Regions from separate parts of the Homo sapiens genome. Here region 2 is linked to region 1. A link is an interaction called in ENCODE POLR2A ChIA-PET data of the cell type or tissue named here. Cell type or tissue: PC-9. All regions are shown on one strand. Each heading gives the region's core, and the rest is flanking DNA. Links, peaks and the distances in the headings are about the cores only.

What was found. ChIA-PET counts read pairs that join two places held together with the same protein. Peaks named below come from ENCODE experiments on the same cell type or tissue, not always from the same donor. Only the 100,000 strongest peaks of a DNase experiment are listed, where the experiment ranks them.
Region 2: POLR2A ChIA-PET joins it to region 1 with 11 read pairs; 13 of 35 experiments call an interaction of 5 or more read pairs at or near these places.

Annotation. Positions count from the first base shown.
Region 1 is chr6:31,936,483-31,947,210 of GRCh38, forward strand. C2 (complement C2) reads left to right here. Exons shown (of 18, transcript NM_000063.6): 8 at 837-977; 9 at 2,749-2,838; 10 at 6,477-6,617; 11 at 6,743-6,837; 12 at 6,934-7,045; 13 at 7,162-7,327; 14 at 7,435-7,511; 15 at 7,653-7,744; 16 at 8,245-8,371; 17 at 8,498-8,547; 18 at 8,696-9,190. The coding sequence ends at 8,875. C2-AS1 (C2 antisense RNA 1) reads right to left here and starts at 5,242. Exons shown (of 3, transcript NR_104191.1): 1 at 4,703-5,242. CFB (complement factor B) reads left to right here and starts at 9,613. Exons shown (of 18, transcript NM_001710.6): 1 at 9,613-9,803; 2 at 9,891-10,124; 3 at 10,525-10,710. The coding sequence starts at 9,740. In PC-9, for the core only: no CTCF peak of the experiment used is centred there; DNase peaks (open chromatin) are centred at 3,889 and 5,289; H3K27ac peaks cover 308 bases.
Region 2 is chr6:31,853,017-31,862,182 of GRCh38, forward strand. It overlaps NEU1 (neuraminidase 1), which reads right to left. Exons shown (of 6, transcript NM_000434.4): 2 at 8,983-9,166; 3 at 8,172-8,434; 4 at 7,423-7,605; 5 at 7,026-7,248; 6 at 4,643-6,929. The coding sequence ends at 6,703. Among named protein-coding and RNA genes, the nearest start is that of NEU1, 5.2 kb to the right of the region's middle. In PC-9, for the core only: no CTCF peak of the experiment used is centred there; no DNase peak of the experiment used is centred there; H3K4me3 peaks cover 345 bases.

The DNA.
Region 1 (10,728 bases), core at 700-8,699:
ATGCAATGAACATTTCTTTTTTCTTCTTCTTTTTTTTTTTTTTGAGGTGGAGTCTCGCACTGTCACCCAGGCTTGAGTGCAGTGGCACGATCTTGGCTCACTGCAACCTCTGCCTCCAGGGTTCAGGCAATTCTCCTGCCTCAGCTTCCCGAGTAGCTGAGATTTCGGGCACCTGCCACCATGCCTGGCTAATTTTTTATATTTTTAGTTGAGATGGGGTTTCACTATGTTGGTCAGGCTGGTCTCGTGATCCTGACTTTGTGATCCGCCCACCTCAGCCTCCCAAAGTGCTGGGATTACAGGCGTGAACCACCTTGCCCGGCCCTATGCAATGAACATTTCTAAGGTGGAAAGGCTTTTAAAGTTTGAACAAGCAATGATGCCACATCTCTATCTGAATGGCAAATGTCTGAGTTTATCAAAACAATCGATAAATTGCATTTCCAGGCCGGGTGCAGTGGCTCATGCCTGTAGTAATCCCAGCACTTTGGGAGGCTGAGATGGGCGGATCACTTGAGGTCAGGAAACCAGCTTGGCCAACATGGTGAAACCCCATCTCTACTAAAAATACAAAAAATTAGCTGGGCATGGTGGCTGGCACCTGTAATCCCAGCTACTTGGGAGACTGAGGCATGAGAATCACTTGAACTGGGGAGGTGGAGGTTGCAGTCAGCCAAGATCACGCCACTATACTCTAGCCTGGGTGGCAGAGCGAGACTCTCTCAAAAAAAAAAAAAAAATTGCATTTCCAATAATTGGGGGAATAGAGTGATTCCCTACCCCTAGGTGGTAGGTGGGAAGTTTCTAAGAGAGTCCTTCCTTTTGGCATATTCCAGATCATGAAAATGGAACTGGGACTAACACCTATGCGGCCTTAAACAGTGTCTATCTCATGATGAACAACCAAATGCGACTCCTCGGCATGGAAACGATGGCCTGGCAGGAAATCCGACATGCCATCATCCTTCTGACAGATGGTGGGTATCATGGTCTCTGAGTGTGTCTGGAATAGTGGAAGGGGCACCAATATGGGGTCAGAAGCCCTGAATTCTGATTCTCCCTCTGCCTGCCACTTTGGGCCCCAGTTTTGTTTTTGTTTTTAGAGATGGGGCCTTGCTATGTTGCCCAGCTGATCTCAAACTCCTGGCTTCAAGCAATCCTCCTGCCTCAGCCTCCCAAAGTGCTGGGATTACAGGCATGAGCCACCACACCTGGCCCAGTTTCTTATTTATAAAATAGGGCCAGTGTGGTGGCTTATGCCTGTAGTCCCAGCACTTTGGGAGGCCAAAGCGGGTGGATCACTTGAGGTTAGGAGTTTGAGATCAGACTGGCTAACATGGTGAAACCCCGTCTCTACTAAAAATACAAAACCATTAGCTGGGTGTGGTGGCAGGCGCCTGTAATCCCAGCTACTTGGGAGGCTGAGGCAGGAGAATTGCTTGAACCTGGGAGGCAGAGGTTGCAGTGAGCCAAGATCATGCCACTGCACTCCAGCCTGGGTGACAGACCAAGATCCTACCTTGTCTCAAAATAAAATAAATAAATAAATAGAATTAGTGTTGATGATGATGACCGTAACCACAATGACAGCAATGATGATCATGATGGCTGTCCTCCTTTCCTTACACAATTTTTATGGAAAGCTATTTAAGTTGCCTGTGTGAAAGTGCTCTGTGTTAGCTCTTGTTACCATCTGGGAGGTAACTTGGAGATAGATGAGGAAACGTGGCTCTTGAGCAGGAATGTCGAAGGGCACGGATGCAAGGAACAGTCTGTAGTGGATCTGGCCTTGTCATTTGCCTCTTGCTATTGTCCAAATTACACAGTTCCTCCAGGACTTAGTATATAAAATGAGGATACCCACTCTACCTGGGGTTTCATGAGAATTAAATGAGTTAAAGTATAGGAAGCACCTGGCCTGGTGCCTGGAATGTAGAACATTTCAGTAAAAGTGTGTATATATATATATGTATGTATATATATATATATGTATACATACATATATATATATATATATTTATTTTTTTGAGACAGGGTCTCACTCTATTGCCCAGGCTGGACTACAGTGGTGCGATCTCGGCTCACTGCAACCTCTGCCTCCCAGGCTGAAGCAATTCTCGTGCCTCAGCCTCCAGAGTAGCTGGGACTACAGGCATGTGTCACCATGCCTGGCTAATTTTTATTTTTATTTTTTGAGATGGAGTTTCACTCTTGTTGCCCAGGCTGGAGTGCAATGGCGCGATTTCGGCTCACCGCAACCTCCGCCTCCCAGGTTCAAGCGATTCTCCTGCCTCCTGAGTAGCTGGGATTACAGGCATGTGCCACCACACCCGGCTAATTTTGTATATTTAGTAGAGGTGCGGTTTCTCCATGTTGGTCAAGCTGGTCTCAAACTCCCAACCTCAGGTGATCCACCTGCCTTGGCCTCCCAAAGTGCTGGGATTACAGGCATGAGCCACCATGCCCGGCCACACCTGGCTAATTTTTTGTGGTTTTAGTAGAGACAGGGTTTCACCATGTTGCCCAGGCTGGTCTGGAACTCCTGAGCTCAGGCAATCCGCCTTCTTCGGTCTCCCAAAGTGCTAGGATTACAGGTGTGAGCCACCATGCCCAGCCTAAAAGTATATTTTGAAGCTCTCACAGGCAATGTAAATGTTGAGGTTCCCAGGCTAAATGCTTTCCTACTCTTCCAGGGCCTGGGGAAATCCTGATATTACCTAGAAGAATTCTTTATTCTCTTTGTTCTAGGAAAGTCCAATATGGGTGGCTCTCCCAAGACAGCTGTTGACCATATCAGAGAGATCCTGAACATCAACCAGAAGAGGAATGACTATCTGGGTGAGCCCCTGCCACTGCCACCACATTTGTTCTGCTCCTGCAGAGGTCATGAGATCTTCAGCCAGGGATCCCAGCATCTTAGCTATGGTCCAGAGCCACATGGTTTTATTTCTGCGTTGTTCTGTACAAAGGCAACTCATGTTGAAGAGCCTGGGGTCAAACTACTGCCCATGGTCTCAACCTTACCTTCTTTTTTTTTTTTTTTTTTTTTAAGACAGTGTCTCACTGACACTCAGAGTATATTCCTGGAAAGATGTCCACCCATGCCGGCCCAGAAGCTGGTCCAGAAAGTAACGATGTCCACCATGCCACCATGAAGTGCAGTGGTGCAATCATAGCTTACTGCAGCCTCAAATTCCTGGTTTCAAGTGATCCCCTCAACTCAGCTTCCCAAAGTGGTAGGATTACAGGTATGAGCCACTATGCTCAGCCCGTCTTCACAAATTTTTTAAAATTAATTTTTAAATTTTTTTTGAGACAGAATCTTGCCGTGTTGCCCAGGCTGGAGTGCAGTGACTCGATCTCAACTCACTGCAACCTCCACGTCCTGGCTTCAAATGATTCTCCTGCCTCAGCCTCCAGAGTAGCTGGGATTACAGGTGTGTGCCACCATGCCCGGCTCATTTTTGCATTTTTAATAGAGACAGAGTTTCACCATGTTGGCAGTCTGGTGTCAAACCCCTGGCCTCAAGTGATCCGCCTGCCTTGGTCTCCCAAGGTGCTGGGATTACAGATAGGCGTGAGCCACTGTGCCTGGCCAATTTTTAATTTTTTAATTATTATTTTTAATCAACAGCTTTAGACAGAGAACCTTGGTTTCATCTTCAGTGGGCTGTGGCCATGGGCAGTTTCTTCATCTGCAAAAGGGGAGTAGTACTAGGACCCAGCTCACAAGCTGACAGGGGAAGATGCTCAGACAAACACTGCCTGCCTGGCATAGAAAAATGCCCAGCATATGTTAGCCATGACCACGACCGTCGTCGTTATCATCATCATCATCATCATAGCATCTCATGTTTCAGGAAACTTTCCAGGAAGAAGGGACCTCGATTCCCTCTGGGGAATGTCCCTGGTGGTTGCTCTTTCAGCAGCACAGCTGGCTAACTAAGGCTTTGGCAGTTGCAGCCTCTAAAGGAAAAATTCCTCAGGTTCAGACTAAACACAAATTGCACTGACCTTTGATCAGAAAGTAATTTCAGAGAGAGAGATGCTCAGACAGGGAGGGCAGCTGGTTTTGAGCCCCAACCTTTCATCTTCCCCTTAGCTCCTCTCCTTTCCATTCACACTGCCCCCTCCCCCATCACCTGGCCCTCGGGGGTAAGCTGATTCCTCTTTAAAACTCTGGCCCAAGGAAGACAAAATTTAAAGCCCACTCCCTTCCTCCTTAGCATCACTGGACCAAGGTCAAATGCTACAAAAACATTTTATTGAAAATAAGCAGGAAACCAAACGAAAATAGTCAAAGAAAACGCACAAGGCACGATCGTTGTCTAGCTCCAACTGTAACTGTTTCTATCTGGGCCATTGCCAGATTGCCTCCTGGCTGAAGATCTCTTGGTCCACCTAAGCACCTTGCTTTTTACACACAACGCGGGGCTCTCTGAGAACAAAAATGGGCCACAAGGGGTGCAAAGGCTGGGAGAGGAGTAGACTCTGTGGTCTGTCTGAGGGCAGTTCTGACTGGCACCACAGTCGGAGGACAGGCGCGGCCTGTTGTGTGGGTCCAGGGCCTCCAGTGGGAAAACGTGGCTTTAGGCCCTTCTCCCAGATGCTACCTTTTACAGAGGAAGACCAGATCTGAGGTTTAGTTTCCATGTTGTGTTCTGAGTTCTTTCTATTCATTCAGTCATTTAAAAGTACTTACCAAACTACCACAAACCTGGGTGGCTTAGAACACAGAATTTCTTTTTCTTACAGTTCTGGAGGTTAGAAGTCTGAAATCAAGGTGTTGGCAGGGCCGTGCTTCCTCAGAAGGCTCTTGGGAAGAATTCTTTCCTGCCTTTTCCGGCTGCCGGCAGCTCCAACCTTGGCTTGCGGCAGCATAAACCCATTCTCTGCCTCTGTCTTCAACTCGCCTTCTTTTCTGTGTGTGCCTCTGTGTCATTACATGCTGTTCTCTTATATAGATAGGAGACCCACTACCTGTGTCTTTGTGTCCAAATTCCTTTCTTCTTTTTCTGTTCATTTGTTTGAGACAGAGTCTCGCTCTGTCACCCAGAAGCCCAGGCTGCAGTGCAGTGGCGGGATCCCGGCTCACTGTAACCTCTGCCTCCTGGGTTCAGGTGATTCTCGTGCCTCAGTCTCCCAAGAAGCTGGGATTACAGGCATGTGCCACCATGCCCGGCAAATTTTTGTATTTTTAGTAGAGACATGGTCTCGCCATGTTGGCTAGGCTGGTCTTAAACTCCTGGCCTCAAGGCGATCTGCCTGCCTTCGCCTCAAAAAAACTGCCGGGATTACAGGCATGAGTCACCACCATGCCCAGCCAGTTCACTTTTTTTTTTTTTTTTTTTTTTGAGATGGAGTCTTGCTCTGTTGCCCAGGCTGGAGTGCAGTGGTGCAATCTCGGCTCACTGCAACATCCGCCTCCCGGTTCAAGCGATTCTCCTGCCTCAGCCTCCTGAGTAGCTGGGATTACAGGTGTGTGCCAGCATGTCTGGCTAATTTTTGTATTTTTAGTAGAGACAGGGTTTCACCATGTTGGTCAGGCTGGTCTTGAATTCCTGACCTCGTGATCTGCCCGCCTCAGCCTCCCAGAGTGCTGGGATTACAGGTGTGAGCCACCGTGCCCGGCTCACCTCTTCTTTTTTTTTTTTTGAGACGGGGTTTTGCTCTTGTTGCCCAGGCTGGAGTGCAATGGCGCGATCTTGGCTCACCACAACCACCGCCTCCTGGTGATTACAGGTGTGAGCCACCACGCCTGGCTCTGGCTTACCTCTTCTTATAAGGACCTCAGTCATTGGATTAGAGCTCACCCTAATCTAGTATGACTTAATCTTAACTTGATTACATCTGCAAAGACCCTTTTTCCAAATAAAGTCACAGATACTGGGGATTAGGACTCGAACACATCTTTCTGGGGGACACAATTCCACCATTACAGGGAATAAACAGGATAAGAAAACCATAGAACCCAGCAGGTGGTAGGTGACACAAGCTAAGGGGTGTTGCCATGTTGCCCAGGCTGGTCTCAAACTTCTGGCTTCAAGGGATCCTCCCACCTTGCCTCCCAAAGTGGGGATGAAAGTTTGTCTGGGGCATTGCAGTTTTAGACAGGAAGACCAGGGAAGGCCTCACTGAGAAGGTGACATTTGAGCCAAGACTTAAAAAGGTACGAAAGTGAGCCATGTGGAAGTCTGGGGGGGAGGAGTGAACTAGGCAGAGGCACAGCTGGGCAAAGGGCCTGAGGTGTGACCATGCCTATGGATTTGAGGAACTTCAAAGAGGCTGTGTGCTGCAGGAGAGTGAAGGGCAGGGAGTGGCAGGAAATGAAGGCAGACAGGTAGCAGTGGGGAGGACGCAGGGGTCCAGCTCATGTAGGTCTTGATTGGACACAGTGAGTTTCAGATGACAGCCTCCTGTCTCATGGGGTAGCCCCAAAGCCACAGGAGTCTGGTGATTTCCCTCTTCCCCACCAGACATCTATGCCATCGGGGTGGGCAAGCTGGATGTGGACTGGAGAGAACTGAATGAGCTAGGGTCCAAGAAGGATGGTGAGAGGCATGCCTTCATTCTGCAGGACACAAAGGCTCTGCACCAGGTCTTTGAACATATGCTGGGTGAGTGAGCTTTGCCCTCCTTGGTGTGGGGAGGATGGTGAGGAGCCCGCCAGAGGCCCGTGTTGGGAACCTGGACACAGTGCCCCTCACTTGCCTCCTTCCCCATCTGATCCTCACACCCACAGATGTCTCCAAGCTCACAGACACCATCTGCGGGGTGGGGAACATGTCAGCAAACGCCTCTGACCAGGAGAGGACACCCTGGCATGTCACTATTAAGGTACCAGGAAGGAGGGGCAGGGCTTGGATTCCAGAGGTAAAAGCGGCCATGGGCCAGACATACTGCAATCTCTGAAAATCACCTGTTCCCCTGCAGCCCAAGAGCCAAGAGACCTGCCGGGGGGCCCTCATCTCCGACCAATGGGTCCTGACAGCAGCTCATTGCTTCCGCGATGGCAACGACCACTCCCTGTGGAGGGTCAATGTGGGTAAGGCAGGGGATGCACCAGCCTCCTGATCCTGAAGCCACAGATCCTACCACCTCACCCAGCCTCTGGCCCCTGCAGGAGCCCTGGTCTAGCCTAATCTAGTGTATCATTTCCAGGAGACCCCAAATCCCAGTGGGGCAAAGAATTCCTTATTGAGAAGGCGGTGATCTCCCCAGGGTTTGATGTCTTTGCCAAAAAGAACCAGGGAATCCTGGAGTTCTATGGTGATGACATAGCTCTGCTGAAGCTGGCCCAGAAAGTAAAGATGTCCACCCATGCCAGGTGCCTGGAGTCTGGGATGGGAGGGTGCCCTGCAGGGAAGAGTGCTCTGGAGATCCCTGGAAGAGATACTGGGGACAGGCTGGTGTGACCCTTGCTCTTCTCCCCAGGCCCATCTGCCTTCCCTGCACGATGGAGGCCAATCTGGCTCTGCGGAGACCTCAAGGCAGCACCTGTAGGGACCATGGTGAGTGCTGGGACTTATGGTGCTTGAGAGCTGGGGCCGGGGTTTGGGGGTGATAACAAGGACTAGGCTGCAGTCCCCAAGCCAGGAACCTGGATTCTGGGTAAAAGGACCAGCACCAACATCCCCTTCTCTTGACTATAGAGAATGAACTGCTGAACAAACAGAGTGTTCCTGCTCATTTTGTCGCCTTGAATGGGAGCAAACTGAACATTAACCTTAAGATGGGAGTGGAGGTGAGGGTCTCAGGTTGGGGATGCTGGGATCCCCCTGTGACAGCTCCCAGAATGTCTCTCTTCCTTCTCCAGGTCTGGCTGCTTTCTCTCTCTGACGCGGGTCACCCCTCCTCCCAAGCCTCACAAACCTGCTAGGTGTCCCTGGGTCTGCTTATTCTTTTTTTGTTGTTATTGAGATGGAGTCTTGCTCTGTCTCCCAGGCTGGAGTGCAGTGGCACGACCTCAGCTCACTGCAACTTCTGCCTCCTGGGTTCAAGCGATTCTCCTACTTCAGCCTCCCGAGTAGCTGAGATTACAGGTGCCCACCACCACACCAGCTAATTTTTGTATTTTTAGTAGAGACGGGATTTCGCCATGTTGGCCAGGATGGTCTTGAACTCCTGACCTCAAGTGATCTGCCTGCCTCAACCTCCCAAAGTGCTGAGATTACAGGCGTGAGCCACTGCACCCACCCGGGTCTGCTTATTCTACCCTTCTCTCTGGTTCCACCCCTGCTGCAGTGGACAAGCTGTGCCGAGGTTGTCTCCCAAGAAAAAACCATGTTCCCCAACTTGACAGATGTCAGGGAGGTGGTGACAGACCAGTTCCTATGCAGTGGGACCCAGGAGGATGAGAGTCCCTGCAAGGGTGAGTCCCTCACCATGCCTGGATTCCCAAGGGGAAGGCCACCTGTGTCTCTGTGGCCAGCATGCATGCCAGAACACCAGTCCACTGCCCTAGATGACACTGTCTCCTGTCACCCTTTGCTGGCAGGAGAATCTGGGGGAGCAGTTTTCCTTGAGCGGAGATTCAGGTTTTTTCAGGTGAGAAGGTAGAAGCTTGCAGGACCCAGGGGTTACAGGATCTCAGCCTTGTTGGGGGGATGAGGGAGGCCTTTGAGGGATCTAGGGAGGTTGGGGCTTACAGTTGGGGCTGTGGCAGCCTCCCAGCCAGTTCTCTCCTTTTCTCCAGGTGGGTCTGGTGAGCTGGGGTCTTTACAACCCCTGCCTTGGCTCTGCTGACAAAAACTCCCGCAAAAGGGCCCCTCGTAGCAAGGTCCCGCCGCCACGAGACTTTCACATCAATCTCTTCCGCATGCAGCCCTGGCTGAGGCAGCACCTGGGGGATGTCCTGAATTTTTTACCCCTCTAGCCATGGCCACTGAGCCCTCTGCTGCCCTGCCAGAATCTGCCGCCCCTCCATCTTCTACCTCTGAATGGCCACCCTTAGACCCTGTGATCCATCCTCTCTCCTAGCTGAGTAAATCCGGGTCTCTAGGATGCCAGAGGCAGCGCACACAAGCTGGGAAATCCTCAGGGCTCCTACCAGCAGGACTGCCTCGCTGCCCCACCTCCCGCTCCTTGGCCTGTCCCCAGATTCCTTCCCTGGTTGACTTGACTCATGCTTGTTTCACTTTCACATGGAATTTCCCAGTTATGAAATTAATAAAAATCAATGGTTTCCACATCTCTCAGTGCCTCTATCTGGAGGCCAGGTAGGGCTGGCCTTGGGGGAGGGGGAGGCCAGAATGACTCCAAGAGCTACAGGAAGGCAGGTCAGAGACCCCACTGGACAAACAGTGGCTGGACTCTGCACCATAACACACAATCAACAGGGGAGTGAGCTGGATCCTTATTTCTGGTCCCTAAGTGGGTGGTTTGGGCTTACTGGGGAGGAGCTAAGGCCGGAGAGGAGGTACTGAAGGGGAGAGTCCTGGACCTTTGGCAGCAAAGGGTGGGACTTCTGCAGTTTCTGTTTCCTTGACTGGCAGCTCAGCGGGGCCCTCCCGCTTGGATGTTCCGGGAAAGTGATGTGGGTAGGACAGGCGGGGCGAGCCGCAGGTGCCAGAACACAGATTGTATAAAAGGCTGGGGGCTGGTGGGGAGCAGGGGAAGGGAATGTGACCAGGTCTAGGTCTGGAGTTTCAGCTTGGACACTGAGCCAAGCAGACAAGCAAAGCAAGCCAGGACACACCATCCTGCCCCAGGCCCAGCTTCTCTCCTGCCTTCCAACGCCATGGGGAGCAATCTCAGCCCCCAACTCTGCCTGATGCCCTTTATCTTGGGCCTCTTGTCTGGAGGTAAGCGAGGGTAACCTTCCCTTCCTGCTGTCTCCAGCATCCCTCCTTGGCCTTTTGGGGCCAGGCTTCATCAGCCTTTCTCTTCAGGTGTGACCACCACTCCATGGTCTTTGGCCCGGCCCCAGGGATCCTGCTCTCTGGAGGGGGTAGAGATCAAAGGCGGCTCCTTCCGACTTCTCCAAGAGGGCCAGGCACTGGAGTACGTGTGTCCTTCTGGCTTCTACCCGTACCCTGTGCAGACACGTACCTGCAGATCTACGGGGTCCTGGAGCACCCTGAAGACTCAAGACCAAAAGACTGTCAGGAAGGCAGAGTGCAGAGGTTTGAGGGCAATGAGTGTGGGCAGTGGCCTAAGGCAGAAACAGGGCAGGCGGCAGCAAGGTCAGGACTAGGATGAGACTAGGCAGGGTGACAAGGTGGGCTGACCGGGAGTAGGAGCAGTTTTAGGGTGGCAGGCGGAAAGGGGGCAAGAAAAAGCGGAGTTAACCCTTACTAAGCATTTACCCTGGGCTTCCAGGCAGCCCTGGAAGTCAAGAGAACACTCAGAAATGGGGAGGGAGAAGCAGTGGAAATCCATATGGGTTGAGGAGTAGGTAAGATGCTGCTTCTGCGGGACTGGGAATGCGCTGTTTCTCAGTGACATGGTCTCCGAGACCAGGAGGGATACACCTAAGGCAGCCTTTCCCTCTTGATGACTTCTACTTGTCCCCCCTTCTCAAAGCAATCCACTGTCCAAGACCACACGACTTCGAGAACGGGGAATACTGGCCCCGGTCTCCCTACTACAATGTGAGTGATGAGATCTCTTTCCACTGCTATGACGGTTACACTCTCCGGGGCTCTGCCAATCGCACCTGCCAAGTGAATGGCCGATGGAGTGGGCAGACAGCGATCTGTGACAACGGAGGTGAGAAGCATCCCCTCC
Region 2 (9,166 bases), core at 1,167-9,166, 83 kb before region 1:
TCCAGAGGCGCCGCATTTAAGAACTGTAACACTCCCCGTGAGGGTCTGCGGCCTCATTCTTTAAATCAATGAGACCAAGAACCCACCAATTGTGAACACAGAACAATGTTGAAATTCTAAGTTTCCATAAACTTTCTGTTTATATAAGCGATTCCAAACTTCTACACTTTTGGAACATAGACTAATATTCTTTGGAATCTTCAGCTCTAGACGGGCCACTTCCTCAACATTTGCAGTTGGATAAACTCTTTTTTTTTTTTTTTTTTTTTTTTAAATTTATTTTTTTATTGATAATTCTTGGGTGTTTCTCACAGAGGGGGATTTGGCAGGGTCATGGGACAATAGTGGAGGGAAGGTCAGCAGATAAACAAGTGAACAAAGGTCTCTGGTTTTCCTAGGCAGAGGACCCTGCGGCCTTCCGCAGTGTTTGTGTCCCTGATTACTTGAGATTAGGGATTGGTGATGACTCCCAACGAGCACCCTGCCTTCAAGCATCTGTTTAACAAAGCACATCTTGCACCGCCCTTAATCCATTTAACCCTGAGTGGACACAGCACATGTTTCAGAGAGCACAGGGTTGGGGGTAAGGTCACAGATCAACAGGATCCCAAGGCAGAGGAATTTTTCTTAGTGCAGAACAAAATGAAAAGTCTCCCATGTCTACTTCTTTCTACACAGACACGGCAACCATCCGATTTCTCAATCTTTTCCCCACCTTTCCTGCCTTTCTATTCCACAAAGCCGCCATTGTCATCCTGGCCCGTTCTCAATGAGCTGTTGGGCACACCTCCCAGACGGGGTGGTGGCCGCGCAGAGGGGCTCCTCACTTCCCAGTAGGGGCGGCCGGGCAGAGGCGCCCCTCACCTCCCGGACGGGGCGGCTGGCCGGGCGGGGGGGCTGACCCCCCCCACCTCCCTCCCGGACGGGGCGGCTGGCCGGGCGGGGGGCTGACACCCCCACCTCCCTCCCGGACGGGGCGGCTGGCCGGGCAGAGGGGCTCCTCACTTCCCAGTAGGGGCGGCCGGGCAGAGGCGCCCCTCACCTCCCAGACGGGGCGGCTGGCCGGGCGGAGGGCTGACCCCCCCACCTCCCTCCCGGACAGGGCGGCTGGCCAGGCGGGGGGCTGACCCCCCCACCTCCCTCCCGGACCGGGCGGCTGGCCGGGTGGGGGGGCTGACCCCCCCATCTCCCTCCCGGACGGGGTGGCTGGCCGGGCTGAGGGGCTCCTCACTTCCCAGTAGGGGTGGCCGGGCAGAGGCACCCCTCACCTCCCGGACGGGGCGGCTGGCCGGGCGGGGGGCTGACCCCCCCACCTCCCTCCCGGACGGCACGGCTGGCCAGGTGGGGGGCTGACCCCCCCACCTCCCTCCCGGATGGCACGGCTGGCCGGTCGGGGGGGCTGACCCCCCACCTCCCTCCCAGATGGGGCGGCTGGCCGGGCGGGGGGTTGACCCCCCCCACCTCCCTCCCGGACGGGGTGGCTGCCGGGCGGAGATGCTCCTCACTTCCCAGATGGGGTGGCTGCGGGGCGGAGAGGCTCCTCACTTCTCAGACGGGGCAGTTGCCGGGCGGAGGGGCTCCTCACTTCTCAGACGGGGTGGTTGCCAGGCAGAGGGTCTCCTCACTTCTCAGACGGGGCGGCCGGGCAGAGACGCTCCTCACCTCCCAGACGGGGTCTCGGCCAGGCAGAGGCACTCCTCACATCCCAGATGGGGCGGCGGGGCAGAGGCGCTCCCCACATCTCAGACGATGGGCGGCCGGGCAGAGACGCTCCTCACTTCCTAGATGTGATGGCGGCTGGGAAGAGGCGCTCCTCACTTCCTAGATGGGATGGCGGCCGGGCGGAGACGCTCCTCACTTTCCAGACTGGGCAGCCAGGCAGAGGGGCTCCTCACATCCCAGACGATGGGCGGCCAGGCAGAGACGCTCCTCACTTCCCAGACGGGGTGGCGGCCGGGCAGAGGCTGCAATCTCGGCACTTTGGGAGGCCAAGGCAGGCGGCTGGGAGGTGTAGGTTGTAGTGAGCCGAGATCACGCCACTGCACTCCAGCCTGGGCACCATTGAGCACTGAGTGAACGAGACTCCGTCTGCAATCCCGGCACCTCGGGAGGCTGAGGTTGGCGGGATCACTCGCGGTTAGGGGCTGGAGACCTGCCCGGCCAACACAGCGAAACCCCGTCTCCACCAAAACCAGTCAGGCATGGCGGCGCGTGCCTGCAATGGCAGGCACTGGGCAGGCTGAGGCAGGAGAATCAGGCAGGGAGGTTGCAGTGAGCCGAGATGGCAGCAGTACAGTCCAGCTTCGGCTCCGCATGAGAGGGAGACCGTGGGGAGAGGGAGACAGAGGGAGAGGGAGGGAGAGCCGGTGGATAAACTCTTTAAACTAGATTCTAAGCCTGGTACAGTGGTATGTGCCTGCAGTCCCAACTCTATCTACTCTAGGAGGCTGAGGCAGGAGGATCCCTTGAACTTCAGTCTGAATCTAACCTGGGCAACATGGCAAGACTCCATCTGTAAAAAGCAACAACACTAGATTCTCAGCTTTTGTTCGTTTGTTTAAGACAGTCTCGCTGTGTCTCCCAGACTGGAATGCAATGGTATGATCTTGGCCCACTGTAACCTCTCGCTCCCGGGTTCAAGCGATTCTCCTTCCTCAGTCTCCTGAATAGCTGGGACTACAGGCGCGACCCACAACACCCAGCTAATTTTTGTATTTTTGGTAGAGACGGGGTTTCGTCATGTTGACCAGGATGGTCTTGAACTCCTGACTTCAGGTGATTCGCTTGCCTCTGCCTCCCAAAGTGCTGGGATTATAGGTGTGAGCCACAGCGCCTGGCCTAGATTCTGAACTTTTTAATTATTATTTTTTAGATTGATAACACTTACCCCGATTTTTTTTTTTTTGAGGGAGAGTCTCGCTCCATAGCCCAGGCTGGAGTGCAGTGGCATGATTTCAACTCACTGCAATCTCCGTCTCCCAGGTTCAAGCGATTCTCCTGCCTTAGTCTCCTGAGTAGCTGGGATTGTAGGTGCCTGCCACAATGCCTGGCTAATTTTTTGAATTTTTAGTAGAGACAGTGTTTCACCATGTTGGCCAGACTGGTCTTGAACTCCTGACCTCAAGTGATCCCCCTTCCTCAGCCTCCCAAAGTGCTAGGATTACAGGCGTGAGCCACCGTGCCCAGCCAACTTGCCCCAATTTTTAAATAACTTATTTTATTTTATTTTTTAAATATTTCCTTGGCCGGGTGGGGTGGCTCACACCTGTAATCCCGGCACTTTGGGAGGCCGAGGCGGGAGTATTGCCTGAGGTCAGGAGTTCGAGACCAGTCTGGCCAACATGGTGAAACCGGGTCTCTACTAAAAATACCAAAAAATTAGCCGAGCGTGGTGGCAGGCGCCTGTAATCCCAGCTACTTAGGAGGCTGAGGCAGGGGAATTGCTTGAACCAGCGAGGCAGAGGTTGCGGGGAGCCAAGATTGCGCCACTGCACTCCAGCCTGGGCAACAGAGCAAGACTCCGTCTCAAAAAAAAAAAAAAAATTTCCTCACAGAGTAGAGCTAACTCATAAGCAGTGTGCCCAGAGTCGGCCCACTTTGTCCCATTAGTACAAACAAGCTCTTTCCCCTTTCAGTCTCCTGCCACTTGTCCCAATCTTTCCTGTGTATTTTTTTTTTTTTTAAGATGAAGTCTTGCTCTGTCGCCCAGGCTGGAGGGCAGTGGCATAATCTCGGCTCACTGCAACCTCTGCCTCCCAGGTTCAAGTGAGTCTCCTGCCTCAGGCTCCCGAGTAGCTGGGACTACAGGCGTGTGCCACCACATATGGCTAATATTTGTATTTTTAGTAGAGATGGGGTTTTACCATGTTGGCCAGGCTGGTCTAGAACCCCTGACCTTGTGATCCGCCCACCTCGGCCTCCCAAAGTGCTGGGATTACAGGCGTGAGCCACTGCACCTGACCCTTCCCTGTGTATTAAAAGAAAAAAAAAAAGCTGGAAAAAAAAGGTTCTTTAACTATTTCTGCAACTTTGACATACATATAATTCATTTTAGCTGGACACTTGCACTTGTTTAAAAGTTCTGACCCTGGTTTTCAAACTTAAACGTATTACGAATCACCCAGAAGGCTTGTTAATGCCTGGTGGCTCCAACACCAGAGCTTCAGATTCCATGGGTCTGTAAAGAGTGAGGGAGGGAAGGTCAAGCTTTTTTTCTTTCTTGAAGGTTTTTTGTTTTGGTTTGGTTTTTTGGAGATGAGGTCTCACTCTGTCACCTAGGTTGGTGTGCAGTGGTGCAATCATAGCTCACTACTGCCTCGAACTCCTGGGGTCAAAGAGATCAAGCCATCCTCCCATGTAGCTAGGACTATAGGTGTGCGTTACCATGCTTGGCTAATTTTTAAATTTTTTAGACATGGGGTATTGCCATGTTGCCCAGGATGCCCTTTAATTTGATCATCCTGCCTTGGTCTCCCGAAGTGCTAGCATTACAGATCTGAGCCACCACACCTAGCCAGGAAGGTAGTGTCTGTCTCTCAAGCCTCCCAGCACTTCTGTTTCTAACAGGTAGTAGTTCATGGGTCAGACATTCATAGTGTCCTTTCCTTTTTGTCTTCCACTATTTCTTTTTCTTTTTTTTTTTGAGCAAGGGCTCTCCCACTTACCTGCAGGCTGAACAGATTCTTTTCATAAGCATCTGCCTGGGGAATATTTTCTTACATAATTTGCCATAGGAAGTGCTCACTTCTCTGTCAGGCTAGCTGGGACAGGATTCCCATCTGCATTTCACACACTTGCACCCTATTTCATGGAGGATGGTATCCTACCCCATGTTAGAAATATAAAACAGCGTGGATTTTTTTTTTTTCAGACGGAGTCTCACTCTGTTGCCGAGGCTGGTGTGCAGTGCTGTGATCTCAGCTCACTGCAAACTCCGCCTCCTGGTTCAAGTGATTCTCCTGCCTCAGCCACCTGAGTAGCTGGGACTATAAGTGTAAGCCAACACGCCTGGCTAGTTTTTGTATTTTTAGTAGAGATGGGATTTCACCATATTGGCCAGGCTGGTCTCGAACTCCTGACCTTGTGATCCGCCCACCTTGGCCTCCCAAAGTGCTGGGATTATATGTGTGAGCCACCACGCTTGGCCAAGTGTGGATTTTAAAATATCTTACAGGCTGGGTGCAGGGGCTCAAGCCTGTAATCCCAGCACTTTGAGAGAACATGGCCGGCAGATTGCTTGAGCTCAGCAGTTTGAGACCAACCTAGGCAATATAGTGAGACTTTGTCTCTACTAAAAATTAAAAAAATCAGCCCGCCGGCACCATGGCTCATGCTTGTAATCACAACACTTTGGGAGGCCGAGGCGGGTGGATCACCTGAGGCCAGGAGTTTGAGACCAGCCTGGCCAACATGGTGAAACTCCGTCTCTACTAAAAATACAAAAATTAGCCGGGTGTGGTGGTGGGCACCTGTAATCCCAGCTATTCGGGAAGCTGAGGCAGAAGAATCGCTTGAACCTGGGAGGCAGAGGTTGCAGTGAGCCGAGATCGCACCACTGCACTCTAGCCTGGGTGCCAGAGCAAGACTCCATCTCAAAAAAAAAAAAATTAAATTAAAAAATAAATAAATAAAAAATAAAAAATATCTTATGGCACTCCCTTCATACTCATTACACCTGTGAAGATCAACCTGTTTCTCGGTGATAAGAAGGAATGTAGGCTGGGTGCGGTGGCTCATAGCTGTAACCTCAGCACTTTGGGAAGCTGAGGCATGAGGATTGCTTAAGCACAGGAGTTCCATACCAGCCTGGGCAACATAGCGCAACCTTGTCTCTACTGAAAATAAAAATTAAAAAAATTAACCAGGCATGGTGTCACTGACCTGTAGTCCCAACTACTCCGGAGGCTGAGACGTGAGGATCACTTGAGCCCAGGAGGTTGAGGCTTCAGTGAGCCGTGATTGTGCAACTGCACTCCAGCCTGGGTGACAGAGCGAGCCCTGTCTCAAAAAAAGCAACAACAAAAAAAGAGGGCATGTCAAAAGGAAAAGAGGATTTGATTTGCCAAAGTCAGATTTTCACAGGCAGTACGCACATCAGGTCTCTCCCCAGAACTCACCCAGGCTCACAAGGATACATGAGGAAAACAGACACGAAGATGTGCATTGACAGAACCATAGAGACTCTACAAATATTCATTATCCTTCATTAAAAATTTTAAGTTACAAACATTTTGATTGATAGTCAGTCATGGTGGTGCACCTAGTCCTTACTCTGAAACCAAATATCCTGCCATCTGGGGACTTTCACCAGCCCTGTCGGTTATCTTACCGCAACACCAAAGAGGAGGCTCAGCCTTCCCCAGTTCCCTGAGTTCACATTGATTCAATTCTACAGCTCACTAGACCTGCCCAAGACAGGACCAATCAATGTCCCGGGAGGGCAGAGAGGGTGGTGGGGCCACACTTAGCCATATGGAAAGACAGTATTCTCAGATGAGGGCAGGACTTTTTTGTGGGAGAGGACGCCTAGCTTTCAGTCCTAAAGGAAGTGATTTCCCTGGTAAAGGGAAGGTGATTTTGCCAAGGCTGGAGTCTAAAGGAAGATGGAACTGTCTTTCAGGCGTCTCCAGCAGACCCTCTACAGACCCGTGTTCCTGAAGGCAGAGTCCTGAAGGCAGAATACCCCTGTGGCAGTGGCACAGCTCAGAGTGTCCCATAGACACTGATTTTGGCCACGGAGATGCTCTCTGTGTAGTGGTTCCGGCCTTTCTCATACAGGACGTAGAGCTGGGGGGCCTGCTCCTCTCCATCCATGCTGCCCTCCAGGGTTGCCAGGGATGAATAGCCACTGGGGCCTGGCCATAGCTGGACTGTCTCTTTCCGCCATGAGGTACCATTGCTGAAGCTCCATCGCAGGGTCAGGTTCACTCCTGGGGAGAGCAGGAGAGTCAGGGAGAGAGGGTCTCTGCCCAGGCCTTGTCTAGACACAGGGCTCTCCCTGCTGACCCCACCCATGAGGCACTCACGGAACTCTGGATGTGCTGGGTTGGAGAAGAAGACAATGCCGGAGCTGGTGACTACAGCTCCTGCAGCTACCACAGGGTCCACGAGCTCAGGGTCGAAGGTCACATCACGGGGCCTTAGTGTATCACAGGCATCATAGCTGCGGAGGACAATTCGGCAGTGGCAGTGGTAGTTGTTCTGGTTTCGGGCATTGATGACGACTGAGCCATCTGGGAGCTCATAGGGCTGAGGGGAGAGGACAGGACCTCAGGGAGGGAACAGGGAAAATGCCCTGTCCCCGAGGGGAGCAAGGGTGTGTGGCACTGAGTGGAGCAGTCAGACCCTGGGTCTGTGCGTGAAATGATGTTCTGGAGGGCAGGGAGGGTCAAATGGGTAGGGAACATCTCATGGACTCCTGACCTGGCATTCATCAGGATTGAAATCATTTTCCTGCTTGGGCTGACCGTAGGGGATGCCGCTGACCCCACTTCCGTAGCGCCAGGAGGCACCATGATCATCGCTGAGGAGACAGAAGACTCCGTCCCGCTCCAGCGTCCCATGGCCACACACGATGAGGCGGCCCTTCCGTGGCTCCCGCTGTTTCTGTGGGAAAGGGAACTGGGTGTCACAGAAGGAGACTCTAGGGGCTCAGAGGCAGGGACAGAGAACCCACCACTTCCCAAATGCAATCACATGTATGGTCCCCTTGAGTTCAGCCCTTGCTCACTGAGGGTTCCAGTCAGATCCCATAAATACACACCCTGTTTGAATTAAGAAGCTCTCCCAGGGTGTACAGCTGGACATGTGCACCAGGGGCCCAGCCACAGGGTGCATGAGAGCTTAAACCCAACCTGTGCTCACTCGCCAAGCTGTGCACCCTGGCACAGGCTTGTGTCTGTCCAAAGAGGCAGTGCCTTTTTCTACTTTGCATGAGGGTATTGCATGGACTAACGCAGTCCTGTTGACAATGCCAAATGGGAAGCCAATGGCAGAGTTCCCTCTTCTCCTGATAATGTGTTCCTACCAGGATGCCCTGTCTTTCAAGGAATCCCACCCAAGCCAGAAAATCTGACTTCAGAGAATCTTCCCCTTGGAAAGGAGTCCATTTGGGGGTATCCCTCAGACTCTCCACAAGGCAGCCCCCTCCACCTATCTCCTAGGACAGAGACCTGAATACCAGAGCCCGGTCCAGGGGCAAACACTTCAGTGCCAATATCCAGGGAGAGATTCCGGGGTGTGCTCCAGGAAACACCATCATCCTTGCTCCATACCAACATGGTAGAGGCCACCTGGCAGCCGGCCTTGTGAGCACAAAGGGAGTAGAAAAGAAATACTACTCCTGTCTCAACATCGCTCACTACTGCCCCAAGGTTCAGCCCATCGGGGACATCCCCATCATTGACAATGAACGCTGTAGGAGACCATGTGCTGCCTGAAAAAAATTGGAGGAAGAAACCCAGAGTGAGCACTCTGCAGGTACCCTTTCTACCACTTCCCGTTAATTTCCCACCTTCTGCTAGGGACCTCAGGCCTTCCGATGGTCCCAGGGTGCAATCCAACACTTGCACTATCTATACCTCTTGTCCTGTTTTATTTTTCTCCATTGCATTTATCACCTTGCAACAGACAAAAAAGTTTACTTGTTTATTATGCTTGTCTGTCTCCTTCCAGTACAATTTAAATCCTGAGGGCAGAGATTTTTGATCTGTTTTGTTCGTGGCTATATTCATGAAACCTAAAATAGTGCCTGGTATAGGTATATAGTACCCAATAAATGTTTGCTAAGTGAATGTCCAACTCCTTGGTGATCCCAATTTCCAGATCACTGTCCTAGACACTTGCCCTTCTCGGGTTCCCTCTACCCCTCAGGGACTCAGGCAACCAACCCTCTAAGTTCCCCTATCCTCAGGGCCCTTGGGCTCATTGGGCTGCCCACCCATCCAACCTAGCACCGGCTCTTTCACCCAGACATCTTTATACCCTGGTCCATGGACCTCCGCAGGGCGATGAACTTGGCCCCCTCATCGGATGAGGACATTTTCCTCGCCTCAGCAAAGGCGAGAAGAGTGCCCCGCGGAGTGGCTGTGATGAGCGGGATGCGGAAGGTGTCCACTGAGCCGATCTGTCTCCCGCTCACCCACAGCAGTTGCTCCATGGTCACCAG